Linked DNA regions of Homo sapiens: all the other regions are linked to region 1. The links are chromatin loops, found by intact Hi-C in ENCODE. Cell type or tissue: chondrocyte. All regions are shown on one strand. Region 1 holds the start of LOC105372802 (a long non-coding RNA gene). Region 2 overlaps PSMG1 (proteasome assembly chaperone 1). Region 3 has its middle 110 kb from the start of LINC00114.

The links. Peaks named below come from ENCODE experiments on the same cell type or tissue, not always from the same donor. Only the 100,000 strongest peaks of a DNase experiment are listed, where the experiment ranks them.
Region 2: a loop joins it to region 1, with 4 times the contacts of the local background. A loop is called at or near these places in 9 of 110 quality-filtered maps.
Region 3: a loop joins it to region 1, with 4 times the contacts of the local background. A loop is called at or near these places in 6 of 110 quality-filtered maps.

What each region holds. Positions count from the first base shown.
Region 1 is chr21:38,503,044-38,508,043 of GRCh38, forward strand. It overlaps LOC105372802 (a long non-coding RNA gene), which reads left to right and starts at 775. Exons shown (of 4, transcript XR_937712.3): 1 at 775-946. It also overlaps a transcript of ERG not described here. RefSeq lists an enhancer at 4,034-4,534. In chondrocyte, CTCF peaks have their summits at 2,832 (motif pointing right) and 3,048; no DNase peak of the experiment used is centred here.
Region 2 is chr21:39,173,509-39,178,508 of GRCh38, forward strand. PSMG1 (proteasome assembly chaperone 1) reads right to left here. Exons shown (of 7, transcript NM_003720.4): 5 at 4,941-5,000; 6 at 3,927-4,063; 7 at 1,261-2,156. The coding sequence ends at 2,082. Among named protein-coding and RNA genes, the nearest start is that of PSMG1, 7.4 kb to the right of the region's middle. In chondrocyte, CTCF peaks have their summits at 1,878 (motif pointing left) and 2,085; no DNase peak of the experiment used is centred here.
Region 3 is chr21:38,657,370-38,662,369 of GRCh38, forward strand. It overlaps a transcript of ERG not described here. Among named protein-coding and RNA genes, the nearest start is that of LINC00114, 110 kb to the right of the region's middle. In chondrocyte, no CTCF peak of the experiment used is centred here; DNase peaks (open chromatin) are centred at 3,126 and 4,202.

The DNA.
Region 1 (5,000 bases):
CAAAAAATAAAAAATAAATAAAAAGGCAAAGTAAAAATATTGACAGCTATATCTTATAATACCAATGGCAGAGAAGCTTTTTGTTTTTTCCCCTCTTCTTCTTTGGTTCACTTATATTTTCAAAACATAAATTTGTAATAAACATAAATTATATCCTAATATAAAAATATGTAAGTAACATGCAATGTTGTTCATTTTTGTAAATATCTGAAAAATACAGGCATGTTCTGTAAAAAGTGCAGCCCACAATACTTGTAGGTGTCAAACCTTTTAGCATGCCCAAATGCCTGTTCTTTTTTAAATGTCTACAGCAAGCATAGAGCTCTTTTTTTTTTTCATTTTATTAAGAAAACCCAGAAACGCTCAAGAGTTTCGTGGAGGCCATCTATGCGGCATTAATCCATTCAGGTGATATTAATGGCCTTTTCCTGCCAGGAACTCCAGTGGGCACTCAGGAAGCCAGGATTACAGGGCTCTATCCAGTCACCGCATGTCTCGGCATTCGGGAAGCCTATCTCAGTCTCCTCAAATTCTGCACACATAAAACTTCAGAGCCTGGGAGCGACCCATGAAACGCAGGTTTTTAAGGACAAAACAATAGGACAAAAGTGCTGTATATTGTCCTTAAGATGACACATGAATTTAAAATGCATAGTGTTTGGATTATTCATGAGAGCCCCGCAAGAACGATGTCCCAGGGGTTTTTGCCAGGAACATGCCTGAGATTGTAGATAAGAATCAAGCATCTGGGGCTGCCGCACAATGGAAAACTCCAGCACTCCATGGAACTTTTCCATCTGCAGCAGTCGGAGGATTTGCCTGAGAACATACGCGGCATGAAGACACTCTCAGCCCTCAAGGGCACCCAGTCAGCGCTGTTTAAGGACGGTTTTTCTGTTCACAGCATACTTCATGATTACAGCTTCACTCCATTGGATACAACTATGTGAGTATGTGTGTATGAGTGTGTGAGTGTGTGTATGAGGGTGTGTGTGTGGGGGGGTAGGGGAGTGCCATATCCCCCAGCAGCACATTAAGAAATAATCCAATTACAATTTAAATAACCATTGTTTCAACACTTTCTCTAAGTGGTGAATGTATTCTTCAGTCTCTTGGTTGATCTGAACTAATAGAAACCAAGGAAACTGTTATCACATACCAAATCCTCAACTTCTCAACACCAAGTTGCAATTTCCTTAATACTGAAGCACACGTCAGTTCAGTTCTATAAGCTCCCATGGAGCAATGATTTCAATAAACACAATTTCATAAGCATCCCACACGTTCTCAAGTTTAGGCCAATTTTGCTCTTACTCAACTCCATATGACTTTAAAAATGCAGGAATATTAAAACCATTATCAAGGACTCCAAATAGGTCAATGTATTATCTGTGGTTTTAAGAAAGAAACCTAAGAGGAGAGTAATTATTTTGTCACCATTATTTAGCTTAAAATAACTTTTAAATGTATTGTTCCAATTATTAGGCTTCTCCATATAATTTGGAAACCATTAAATGAGTTTCAACTTCTTTGTCCGTATAACTGGGTATATCTGAGCATAGATGCTACAGACATCACGTTGCCATTGGTGCCCATAAGGCTTCGTATGCCCACAGGGCATATAATTAAGATTCACAAAAGCATCTGACTGGCATCCCACTCTACCCCCGACTCAGATCCAAAGTATCCTTTCCCAGGTACTGTCCCCTGTCACCATCCTTGGCCAAATTGAGAATTTATCCCAGGTTGTTGAAATTAATTTTGATTTTGATTCTAGTCAGAGTTTTAAATGATTTTTTAAGAAGTGTGTCAATCTCACCTATAAGATACTAAACAGCATCACTTATTTTTGTCTTAATCTGTCACTATTTTATGAATTATTTTTAAAGAAAATACAGATTACTTCTTAAAGAAAGATCATAAGTGGCACTATAATAGCATTCAATTGATAGAAATTGATGTAGAAGCCTGCATTAATAATTTTTCCTGCTGCTTTCTAAAGTTGGCTTTTAGTTTTCGGTTGAGGTGGGCTTTAATTCAGCATCACCTCATTTGATGATTTATTTACTAATTTATTTCCATCACAAATGGAATCAGAAATGAAGCGAAGGCAAAAAATCTTTGCCACAAATTCATTTATATTTGCATGAGTATCACCAGGCTACCTGCGGATGCAATGAAGCCCTATACCCGTGCCTGAAGTCAGGAGCACAGGACACTGGGAGTCTGTCTCAGCGCAGTAACTGCTACATGGTACGCTCCACATGGTATCCTCTCCACCTGAGCCCTCCTCATCCCTCGCCCCCTCTCCACACCTCACCCTCTCCACACTGTATTATCTCCCACTGCAAGCAACGCAGAGGACACAGAGGTGCAGCTGAAGTGAAGGCAGGCCAGTTCTTTTCCAATTCACTCTTATGAAAATGTGTTAAATCCCGTTAAATGCACCGACCTGAACTGAAATGATGATATCAGTAAATTTGTTGTTGTCATCTGATGCCCACACAGATCTCAGCACATGTTTTGGGAAAGGCTGCAGTGTTCAAGGAGTACTAGAAATGTTCTTTCTGAGTGGACTGGCCATGATAAGCCAAAGAATATTATAGCCGATAGGGATAAATCATGGTTTTCCCACTGCGCGGTTGCCTGGTGGAGATTATTCCAGCCTTTATTTACAGCTACAAAAATAATCCTGCCTCAAGGATTTTAGGAAGCAACCACCTCCTGCCTAAAGAACTACACTGCATTGTTGACTTGCCAGCTAGAAACCAGACATGAGTCGTGCAGGGAAGTTCCCTTTGAACGGCTTGAATTGTTGTCACTAGAGGGTGCTAAATGCCCCTCAAAAAGGCCTTTAGAGAGAATACTAGTGTGCCTAATTCTTGATTTAAATTCCTTGAATTGACATTATTTTACAAAGTGGTCTCATTTTTTACTTGTTAAAATTAAGATCTAACATTTATAATGCAGAAATGGTGTTTTTTTTTGAAAAATTTGGATTGTTCATTATTATAGAACATAAAGAAATACACGTTTTAGGAGCAAACATGAATTACACAGATCTGAATATAAGATTAAAGGCATAAATCTGGGGGGGTGAGATTTGTCCATGGAAATTGTATAATTGTTTTATGCCACTGTTAATGATTTTAAAGCCTGAAAAATTTACCACTTTACAATAATTTTAGATTGTTCAATATGTTCCCAAATGTGAGTTGCATCAAATTCGGTAAATGTAGAGTATGTTTGTTTTCTCTGTACACAATACTGACGTCAGTGCTAGTGCCTGCCTAAACTCAGACACCAGTAGATCCTTTTCCAGAACTAAGTGTTATAGGAGGAATATGGATTATACTGTAATATATCAGATGTGAAAAAAGCCTCACGGTCCCTTCCTTTCTCAAAAAAAACGTGTAGTATTTTGGAATATGCATGGAGTATAGCACTTCTAAAAATGGTACTTTATGTATATATGAAGTAAAATAGGCCTTAAAACTTAATATACAGATTTCCTTGAAAATAATCTTATTATACATTTACACTGACTTTTTGGTCATCCAAACATTATGCACTTAAGCAAAAAGAAATATAACCAATTTTGCAACTTTCCTCTTCCTGCCTTTGCTTCTACTTAAAAATATCTGCAGTATTTCCTTTTCTCGCCGCTTCCACTTTGGTTCATATACCAAGGAATCGTGAGGTCAATGGGTGACAGTTGTTTGTCTGTGTTCACGGCTGTCGGGCGGGGCTGGGTGTGGGTAAGGCTCTGACCGACATCTGAAGAGGCTTCACCCACTGCGGTTTAGGATACATTTTCCTCTCGCTCTGCCAGTAGAACAGGGAGGCTAGTTTTCAATGTGTTCTACAGAAGGATAATTAAGGCAGTGTGTCACCTGCTCGTCTGCTATTTTTAAAAGGAAACAAACATAACCTTTGCATGTGAGAGGCATTGCAAACTAGATGGGAGGAGGCCCGGACCCTGTAACAGTCGTACATTCCGGTCCCAGCTTCGCTGGGGTGCAACTGCAGATAAAAGACGCTGGCTCGACAAAAAGCGCCCCTGGGCTCTGCATTGCCAGCATGCACAATACGAATTGCTAATGATGAGCTGGCTTAGGTAGGAACTGAGGACCCTGAGTGCAGGGCTAACCTCTGCTTCACAGGAGGGGTCCACTGGCGCGCGCTGGAGGCGGGGAGCCTTCGTGATATTTCTCCGAAGGGAAGAGTCCATGCAGCATCCTGATAACAGGGACCTTGGCTTCATCCCCAACTGCTCGGTGACCCCGATGCGTCATTTAATTCATTTGTGCCAATATTCCTTTTTCAATCAACCAGTAACTTTGCAGGTTTGTTCAAAGAAGAAATTAAAATGCATTGGAGATGGAAGGCAGCCATCTTCCCGGAGCCCCAGTGCTGACACTGGGAGGGGAACCCCAGGATTCCCTCATGACTGTGTCAGTGATGGCCCTCAACAAGCACTTACTGAATGAGTGAATGAATGAATGAATGAATGAATGAAGCCGGCCACAGAGCCCAGGAGTATCAGGGGAGAGCAATACTGGCTGTGTCAGTGGCTAGTCCAGGAGAGCCCTTCAAGAGCCCAGAGTTCGACTTGAACTTGGGACTCCCCTGGGATGGGTGAGGTTCTCTCAACAGCAGTTGACAGGAGGGAACTGGGACAGGCCCAGCCAGTTTCATTCAGTCCAGCCAGCTGTGGCTCCTCTTTAGGAATGTGGCCAGGCCCAGCTGTGGCCAAAGCACCAGCCAGTCCCTCAGTTCTGAACAGAACGTGCCCAGCATCAGTGCCTTCATTTGTTTTTAAACTGCCTGCTGACCATCCACAAAGTTAAGATGACAGCTGGGACTTAAGTTGTGAGGAACCAGTGGCTCCCCCATCACTCTCTCTCACACACACGCACATGCACACACACAGAGACACACAGACACACACACATGCACACACACAGAGACACACAAACACACATGCACACAAAGACAGA
Region 2 (5,000 bases), 670 kb after region 1:
TTCAGCTACTCTCCTTTGAATGGGAAACCTACCCAGGCCTGATGTCTGCTCCGGCTAGACTCGAACTCCTGGGCTCAAGCGATCCTCCTGCCCCAGCATCCCAGGTAGCTGGGACTACGGATAAGCACCGCTGTGCCTGGCTTGGTATCTGGCCCTAACGTGGCTCTGCTGCACTGACAGCCAACCTCCTGCACCTGCTGCCTGCTTCTTATCACAAGAAGAGGTTTACTCCTGGACAGTCTGAAGCAATTATGATTCTTTCCTTACCAAAATTATTAAAAACTACAATGCCCAGAGTTATCTGCTTCTAGGGTTCTCCCAGGATTACTGCCGATGCAAAACTTGTCCCCCAACTACTTCCACTCTTAGCCATTTGACACTGCCAAGCTCTGTGGTTCTCAAGTTAGCAAGAGGAAGTACAAGAAGGAATGAAGACTGACAGCTCCAGCTGCCCCCAGAGCAGCTCCCCACTCCTTTCTTACCACATCACCGTCAGCATCTTTGAGGTGGGGCACACAAAGGTGTGTCAACATGGAAATACCACCTTACAGTTCTTCAAAAGCATTCTTATATCATTATTCTCACAATTCAGCAAAGCAAGCAGAGAATTTCCTTCATTAAGCAGATGAAAACCTGGACCCCAAGGGAAGTAGATAACCACCCAGGGAGTACTGTCACCAGTATTATCTGTAGTTTACAGCTGAGAAAACTGTTGCTCAGGAAGCTTCAAGGCATCTGCCCAAAGTCACCTGGCCTGTAAGGGCTGGCCTGGGATTGAACATAGTCTGCTTTTCCAAGATCACTCTTCCTTACTTACCACACTGACCCTCAGCACAAGAAGAGGATTAGCTCCAGCTAGGACCAGATTCCAGGTCATATGATGTTACCTCAGGGCTCTGCAGGCACATTTCTGAATGAATGAAAACTTTTTTTGCAACAAGGGAAATGCTTAGATTTCTGCCTTCGGGATATATTCATAAGCATACTATGCACAAGACTTCCAATTCTTGATTATGTAAAGGAAACCAAGTTTACTCAAGAAGGAGTTAGAACACAGTATCTCCTTACCATACTTCTAATCATTACCAAAAACAGTAAATGAACTGGAACTAGAAAATATAAATGGGTAAGTACTCTAAATCTATAGTATGTAAATGATTCAATAACTAAAAAGGTGAAAAAGAAAGCAGAAGAGATAAGAAGCATTTAACTCCACCATTTTAAAATTTATTTTCATGAATGCAGTTCAGTTTGTGGTCCTGTGAAGTTGTGTGGCTACTCCGGGTTCATGATTCCATTCACACTCCTAATGATAACACATGACTGTAAGAGAACTGCTGACACGCGCAGAGCCAGCCTTGAAAGAGAGCCCTGGGAAAGTCTGGGTGAAGAGGCTATCTGTCAGATATTACTAAAAAGTGAGGACATACACATTTCTGTTTCATTTTTAGTAAATATATAATTTTGTTACTTTGTCATCAATTTTTACCCACAAGATAAAAAAAACTGCAGGACTCCTAAAATATCCAGAAACTTTCCACATATTAAGAATCACCAACAGGTCAATGAATAGTTACACCTAATTAACTACACTTTGCCACATGAATACCATCTGCTGATATCTGTAGCTTTGAAAAATTTAACTAAAGTTGGGCACAGTGGCTCACACCTGTAATCCCAGCATTTTGGGAGGCCGAGGCGGGGGAAATGCTTGAGCCCAGGAGGTCGAGGATGCAGTGAACCATGATAGCACACTGCACTTCAGCCTGGGCAACAGAGCAAGACCCAGCCTCAAAAAATAAATAAATAAATAAATAAGATAAAAATTTAACTATAGTACCTTAAAATATTCAAATACAACAATACTCCCACCTAGTGGATAAAAGGAAAATGCTTGGCTTATTTTGGTTGTGAATAATACCACCATAAATAAGGAATTAAAACTACAATTAATTTTTTACAATTTTATTCCGTTTCATCATTCTCAAAATATATCCCCCAAAAGTAATCTACAAAAGAGTGCAGGCTGCTCCCCTTAAAGGAATGGACAAGTAATATACACTACAAAACAATGTTTAAGATCATGTATAAATGTTACTCTGAATCTCATTTGTTGTCATCAATTTCTTTAGTATCTCAGTGCTTTGGGGAATATTCTGAAAGGAGAGAAAAAAGTGAATACAGTGAGACCCCAGGGATTCAGGCAGAGGCAACACCCCTCCCTCCACGACCAACAATCTCCACACTCGAGACTTAAAAACAGCCATGGGACAGGCGTGGCCTTTACTCTCCTTCTCAACGAAAAGGCAAGTGGGAAAGTCAGTTCAACAGGCCCTTTCCCTGCCACACTCGCCGATGATCTCCTGGCCTCCGATGGTCTCCTGGCCTCTGGAGGAAGTCTATGCTCTAACCCGCCCGACCTTCCCCACAAGATGTCTTCCTCCCCTCTCCACCAACACCACACTCCTCACGGCTCTCCTCACACTTTCCCACTCTGCTCACACTGCTTCCCTCTGCACACTTCTACCCAAGATTCATCCATCTTTCAAATCCAACTAAACTGCCACACAGGAAGAACTCAAAATAATTCCACCTTATTGAAAATACCACTTTTAAAAGGTCAGAAACAACGAACTGACTCAGGCTGATGTAATTGGTCATTAAGAAAACAGCACCCTGCAGAACCACCATCTTACCCTCCTGCTAATCATTATCTCCAAAGCAAAAATGAAAATGCTGAGTTAAATTTCCCCTTGAAAGTATATTCATAAAAGCTGAGTTTCCTTAAGCCCCATATGACAGATGATTTCCAAGTCTCTGAACAAGTCCAAGCGTTTATGACACACCTGTGTGCTACACACAGTCCTACAGCAGTAAACAAAACAGCCCAGCCCCTGCCCATGGGAACTCATCTCTGAGTTAAGTGGGATGAGGCAATTGGCTATTTAAACAAACAAGACGATCAGCATATACTTTGAAAGAGATGCTAAAAATAAATTAACTCCATGTGTCAGAAAGATTACCCTGGATTCTAGCTAATTTGCAAGATAAGCTTGCAGTATACTAAATCAGAGTTTTACAGCTGTACTCTTCAACAAATGGTTATTGATGGCTTTATTCAACATGCCAGGTATGTGGTAAACTTGGGATACCAAAATTAAAAATCGTGGTCCATTACCACAAGGAGCTGACAATCTAGTAACAAACTAATTTATGAGACCTGGGAAATGAGCTACTTCCAACAACTTACCACAAAAGTCTTAAAACTAATGGCCATTCCAGAATAAAACCGGGCTGAGGGACAATGTTGTTACAACCTCTTTCCTTTAAAGAAACCATGCTTAAACCAGAGGCTGTGGACTTCCAAAAAAGTCTCTTAAGAGAAAACAATGGAATCCCTAAACTACCTGAGATTACAGGCAAACATTTTCATGTACGTGTTCCAATTTTTTTAGAAAATGAGACCAAAGGTATAAACCAAGGGTAAGGAAGAGGTTCATTATGTAATTCTCTCATCTTCACATATACAGTTCTCTGTAAAATTGGGTAAATAAATATTATAATAATTTGATCCACACTATACTCAAAAATAACCGTCTCAAAAATTAAATAAAAATTTTTTAAAAAACCTTGCAAAGTAGTTATAGAAGCTTATTGAACAGTAAAACCATCTGTCCACATAGACATTTGGGATTTAATTGCACTGCATTAATCTATCATACAAGAACAAAGCATTCGTCAAGTTACAGACGTATACAGAAGAGATGATGACAATCAAATTCAAACTGCCAGACTAGAAAGCTTCGCTTTGAGAAGAATGGATCTCCAAGCATTGCTTAGGGTTTAAAATGACAGTATACATTTATGTTTGTTACTAAGCTGATTATAACAATGCAGCTATTAATTTAAATGAGTTAAAACCTTACCTTAACCAAACCCTTCAAGCTTCTGGTAGAAAGTATAGGCTTAAAAGCTTCCACTGTGATTAGGTCTAATTTCATCACATCAGTATAACACAAGTACAGAATTGCTGGGATTTTCCATACTTGACAGTAGCTTAGAACTATGAATACACAAGAAAAAAAAACGATGTAAGTTTTCTATTATGTTACTTTTAAATTAAACACCTTTAAATAATAAAGGCTGTTGTTAAAAGTAGTTATCTCAGCTGCCTCTTTCAATCAAGGTATTTACTGCAATTTTGAACCAATTATAATGAAGATTTTCTTTCAAAGTCAATTTATTTTCCTAATAATCTCTTCTTTTGCAAATATTAATTTTATATTTCCTGAAAATACAGCTGAGATGATTTAAGTAGCTGAAAGATTAAAATTCTACTGACTATAATAAAGCATATAAATAACAAATAAGTACAAAATGCATAAAGTGAAATATTTAGCCACTTCTCATTCTAGTAAACATTGAAAGCAAAAAGAAACCCCAACCAAACCCTATTTTAATACAGTTCATATAATAAATAACAATTATGTAATATATTACCCACTGAAAAGTAAATGGCAGTCTCTTTGTCATATGATGGCAGATGTGTGTGATGGTAATAAAAAAATTAAAGCAACTATCAAGATTCAATATTCAAAACTTCTGTTTTGATAATTAAAATGTACTTTATCAACTTTTGATGCACCAATAATTTATATTTAACACTGGCTTGCATTCTGAATAATCAAAGACCAAAAAGAAACACAGCATGTCTGAAGCCCAACAGTTAAGAAACATGAGCTCCTCAAATAACTGTGTCTGGAAAATCTGAAAACTCAAACTAAATATACTGCACTTGTAACTACAGATATTGAGGACTAACAGCAATATATTGGTATCAATCATCATTAATAAACTACCTCAAAAAGACCTCTAATGGTGAAAAGTAGTATCAATAAAGCAATAAGATAGAATGTAAATGTTACAAATTTTAATACCACCTGCTGCAGGAAGGTCGTGTACTATATTCGGTTGTTCTAGCAATGGACAACACGCCGAGT
Region 3 (5,000 bases), 150 kb after region 1:
AAGTTAGTTTAAATCTAAAACTTAGATCCAGCGCTCCATTTTTAGATGCACCCTTTAATTTCTTGGTTTTGTCTACATTTTACTTATACTTAAATTTAGCAAAGTAATTTTAGCTCACCCTCCTTCACTACCTTCACTAGACTTTGCAATGTTACAAACATGAAGCATTCAAGCCTCTTTCTAATATGAAAATGTTTTAAATAAAAGATAAAGTTAAAAGGGAAAGATGCCCCTTTTAACTTTAACTTTTAACTTTTTTAGCTATGTTGAAGAACTGGTTTGGGTGACAGCCCAGCCATTGGAAAAGCCATTGGAAAACTCCCGCTGTTGTTTATTTACAAAATAACTGCTTTCAATCAATCATTGTGAGAGGTCCGTACACTGACAATGCATAATGGACAACTAATTAACTGACCCCTAATAAGAGTGTGGGAAATACCAGGGAGAATGCTATCATGCAAGGAACAGCAACAATATGGAGGGGTGGCTGGTCACTGCCAAGCATGAGCATCCCCAAATACCGCAGTGATTTTCAGAGTTTTCAAAAAGCCCTACTCACACCACTGCCACTAAGTACCATAATCATCGGAAACTGTGCCCCAAAGATCTGAACGTCCCTGTTACATCAGCCTATTTTTCTTACAAATGTTGCTGCTAAGGTTCAAATTCAAGGTGTAGAACATTAAACAATAGCTGTATTGTGAAGGACCATGCTCCCTGGGAAAGCCCAAGTAACCTTACACACTGGGGAAGGAAAAAAGAACTCCTTTGCCATACTCCTGCTCTCTGGAAAACTGCTCAGACGCAAGGGGTAAAGAAGCAAAGAGGTGACAAAAAGAGACCTGCATTCAGAGAGATCAGCTGTCAACTTAAACTGAGAAGTGACCTGATGCCTCACAGAGCTGGGATTTTGCCACCTTGACCAAACTGCTTCCCAGGCTCCATAAGTCTCATTAGAAACGTAGGTGGCTCTGTGTCGACACCTTCTCAATGGAGTTCTATGAAATAACAGGCATCAGACATTTATTCACTATGACAATGTCTTCCCACCACTCCAGATCCTATGACCGGGACTGACTTGCTATCGGTTTTTGCCTGGGAATAGGAAACGATTCCAGAAACATTAGCTCTTCTGTTTTGAGAAGAAATAAATTCCCCCTTTTATTTCTTTTTTGTTTAAAGATAGCAAGATAAAAATAAAAACTAATATTACTTTTAGAAAAAAAAAGTGTTGAAAGTTTCCTATTACCCTACTTACAATGTGAGATGCATTTAAAAGATACATAACGTATAACATTGTAGAATAGTATGTGAGTTACACATTCCTTCTGACGTCTTTCAGAGATGCTTTCCTTCTTACTTATGTATCTGGTATTCCATTGGGATCTTAGGTCTTACCACAAATAAAATATCTGATTTTATAAGATTAAAAACTCAACAAGGTTTTTCTTTAATATAAAAGCAAAACGTGGAACGTGGAGGGGGGAATGTTTATATACAGGTGTGAATGCAGCCCCTCACACAATCCCTTCAATGGTAAATGCTAATTTTCTAAATTTTAGCTAAAGATTAAATCACCAATAATTCCTCATGAAATAACAGATAAACGTGAAATCATGTACTACAATTCTACTCTAAATTTTTTTAAATAGAATGAAGTAATTATAAAATGTTACAAAAGAGAAGAAACTGGAATTATAAGTGCTACTGGAATTATATATTCCTTAACAAATATCTTGAGACGGATTACCCATTTGCTAATTCAGTGTACTTTCCAAAAGCCATTGACCCAAACCGAAGCTAGGATTACCAAATGGCAAATAGCATTTGTGATGTGTGTAGCTCTTCTAAAGCCTTTCTTGAGAATTGTAAAACTTGATATATTAGCCACAAGTTTACATAGCTCACCGTTTCTGCTAGAATTATAATTTCAATGGTGTAATTAGCTTATTAATAATTTGACACATGGTGAATTAATTTACATGGTTGGGTTCTTCGCAACGTCTGTTGCCTGATCCTCCTGTGGATGAAGGCTATGAGCTCTGGCCTGCCCCGGGAGCGGGCACCAGCCAATGCCAGCGGAGCAAGGGTTAACTTTGGGACTGTGACAGTTCTCCCTTCAGGGGCTCTAAACTACTTGGAGAGAATGGAAAACAGTCAAAAATAGTCCCAAAGGTAAATAAACTCTGTGTCCTATGTATGTCACCCAGGGAAGAATAAAATGTATTTTTACTCACATTGAAAGTTTTCTGAACTACAAAAGCTATAGAGACATGTACAGAGTGAAACCTGTAGCACATACGAATATGTTATTTTGAAAGATAAAGGAAACTATCTTTAGATTAACGATGAGTTGTATTAAATCCACATCCTCATTGAAATTGTTTATCCATTTTATTGCGCAGTGTAGTCTGCTATTAATAACAGAATTTGTCCTGTACTTAAAAGATAATTAATGCCTCTATGCATCTATGCAACATACCATAGCAATAAACGGACGATGTATTTCAGACAGAAACCAGGTAAGGCTAGCTGATAAAATACAGACTATATTTTTTTTAACATGCCAAGTTTTGCAATTAGGGTGGTAAACTGGAGGCAAATAAACTTAACAGCTGCAGGCTGAAGAATGGAAAGGTGAAAAGACTGAGACTGAGAGTGGGAAAGGAAAGGGACCGCTCCTGGCGCTGAGAGCTGGTCCCAGAGCCGGTGTTGCGGGGTGTGCGGGAAGGCGCCGTCGGGGGTCATTCCACCATCAGGACCCAGCGGACAGTGACAACCCAGCCTCAAACCTGGTCCCTACTTTAGGCCAAGCGTCAGCTTTTTTAGTTCAACCCTGATTTCCACTCCAGACAAGGACAAATAACCTCTTGGTCGGGGCCCCAGATGAAGTCCCCGCGGTGTGCTCTCCTGGCCCTTGTCAATTTCGGGGTGCCCCCTCCTCTCCATCCGCACCCGACTGCACGCGCCTCCCTGGGACCCCGCACTGGCGAGCCGTCCCTCCCGGCGCTGGACGCCCCACCTGTCCCGGCGCCGTCGGAAGAGCCCTGCAGAGTGAGCCCCTAGGGCCACCCCGCTGCCTTCCTCCCCGTCCCCGCAGCCGCTGTAGCCAGCGTGGGAGCCGGGCAGGTCGCGTGGGGCGCTGGACTTACCGAGAGGTTAGCGCCGCCGTCGGGGGAGGGCGTGTCCCGCACGTGTGTGTCCGCGCGTGTCCGCGCCCGCGTGTGCCAGCGCGCGTGCCTTGGCCGTGCGCGCCGAGCCGGGTCGCACTAACTCCCTCGGCGCCGACGGGCTCAGCCCATGGTGTGGGCGCCGGGTTCAGGGAGGCTCCGGCTCCCGCCAATCGCGGAGCAGGGCGGCCGCCCCGACGCGCGACTTGCGAACCCGGAGTGCGCGCCGGGGGCGGGGCAGGGACGCGTGGGCGGGAATGCACGCGCGTGGCCAGGTGCGCGTGGGTGCGAGCGCGCGGGAGTCTTCGAGTGCGCGCGTGTCCGTGTGCGCGTGGGTGTGGGTGTGCTCGCGTGTCCGTGCGCGCGCCCTCGGGGCCAAGAGCGCGGGCCGCGCGGGCAGGTTTGGACACTACGCGCCCTGCTCGGGTTTAGGACGCGGCTGGCGGCTCCGGGAGGAAGAGGAGGAGGAAGAGGAGGAGGCGGAGGAGGAGGAAGAGGAGGAGGGAGGCGGAGGAGCAGAGGCTGGGACGGCCGGAGGAGAGAGTCCGGCCCCAGCAGGAAAGGAACCCAGCACGCGACTACTGGAGGGGCGAGGAGCAAGGGAAGGACCAGAGGGGAGGAGAGGGGGTCAGGGGAGGGAAAGTGTGGGAGGGGGAGCCGCGGGGGTGCGCGCTCCTCCTAACTCGGGGTCGCTTTTAGCGAGAAGTGATATTTTTCCAGCCTCATTGAAAACCGTTGCAAACATTGAAAATAGTAAAAGTGAAAACGGTTGCGACACTAAGACGTTTATAAAATGACCGCGGACTGCCCTCGATGCTGATGAGAACTGGGACGACGTCGCGCAGAGCGTCCGGAGGGAGAGGCGCGGTGCCCGGGACCTCGGTCGTGGGGAGGAGCCGGATACAGCCGCCGGGACGCGGGGATGCCGAGGGCACCGCGGCCTGGTCTGACCGACGCACGCGGTGACAGCCGCCCTTGGGAGACGACGGCGTCTGCAACCAGCAGCCTCCAAAGGGTGCAGCCAGGAGGCTCAGCTTGTCCGCCTCCGGGGCTCGGGGCTAAGCCCCTTCCAGAAGTTTTCGTTTCTACGCGAATTCCGACCGCAAAATCCAGCTTACCTGAGCGCCGCTCCTCTTCTCTCATGTCCCTCGGGGGCCGTCACGACCGTCCCGGAGCGATCTCTAGGAACCTGTCCCGCAGCGATCTCTTGCACACTCTCCCCATTCCGACCAAGTGAAAACTACCCATGTCCCTCCCTCTCCAAACTTTAACAGCCAAGAATTTCAGCAAACAGCCAGAAAGAAAGCTAAGTCTCCCCCCGCCCCCCACCCCAAGGGAAGGGAGGGAATAAGCACTCCTTTAATTTGAAAAATAATAATTAAAACTCCCTCAACTTTTAAGGCCGAGCAACATAATCTATTAATTGGTCGCTATTAACATGCAGTTTTATTGACCATAGCACACAGAAGTCTGATTGTGAGGGAGGAGTGTTTTCAATGAAAGTGGAGTTATTTTAGCTGCAGACGTGTTTACATTTCTGTGGTTTAGTCTATAACTTTCTCTTTTTCTTGCTTCAGAATTCTGCTCCATGAAGCAAAGCCCTTAGCTCCCAGACATTCCAAAAAGTCTGCCAAAATAATAGAAAAAAAGAGAGGGAAGAAAAAACACACGGAGACCCCCAAGTCTGGGTCAGGCTCAGGGTTGGATGTGGGCAGGGTGAGTGTGCCCCCTCCCCGCGCACTTTCCAGTTAGGAAAAAAAAAAAAAGTTTCAGGGCTCCATTTCCTGTTTGCTGGGGGAAAAAAATAAAATGGACCTGAGCAGCTGAGTT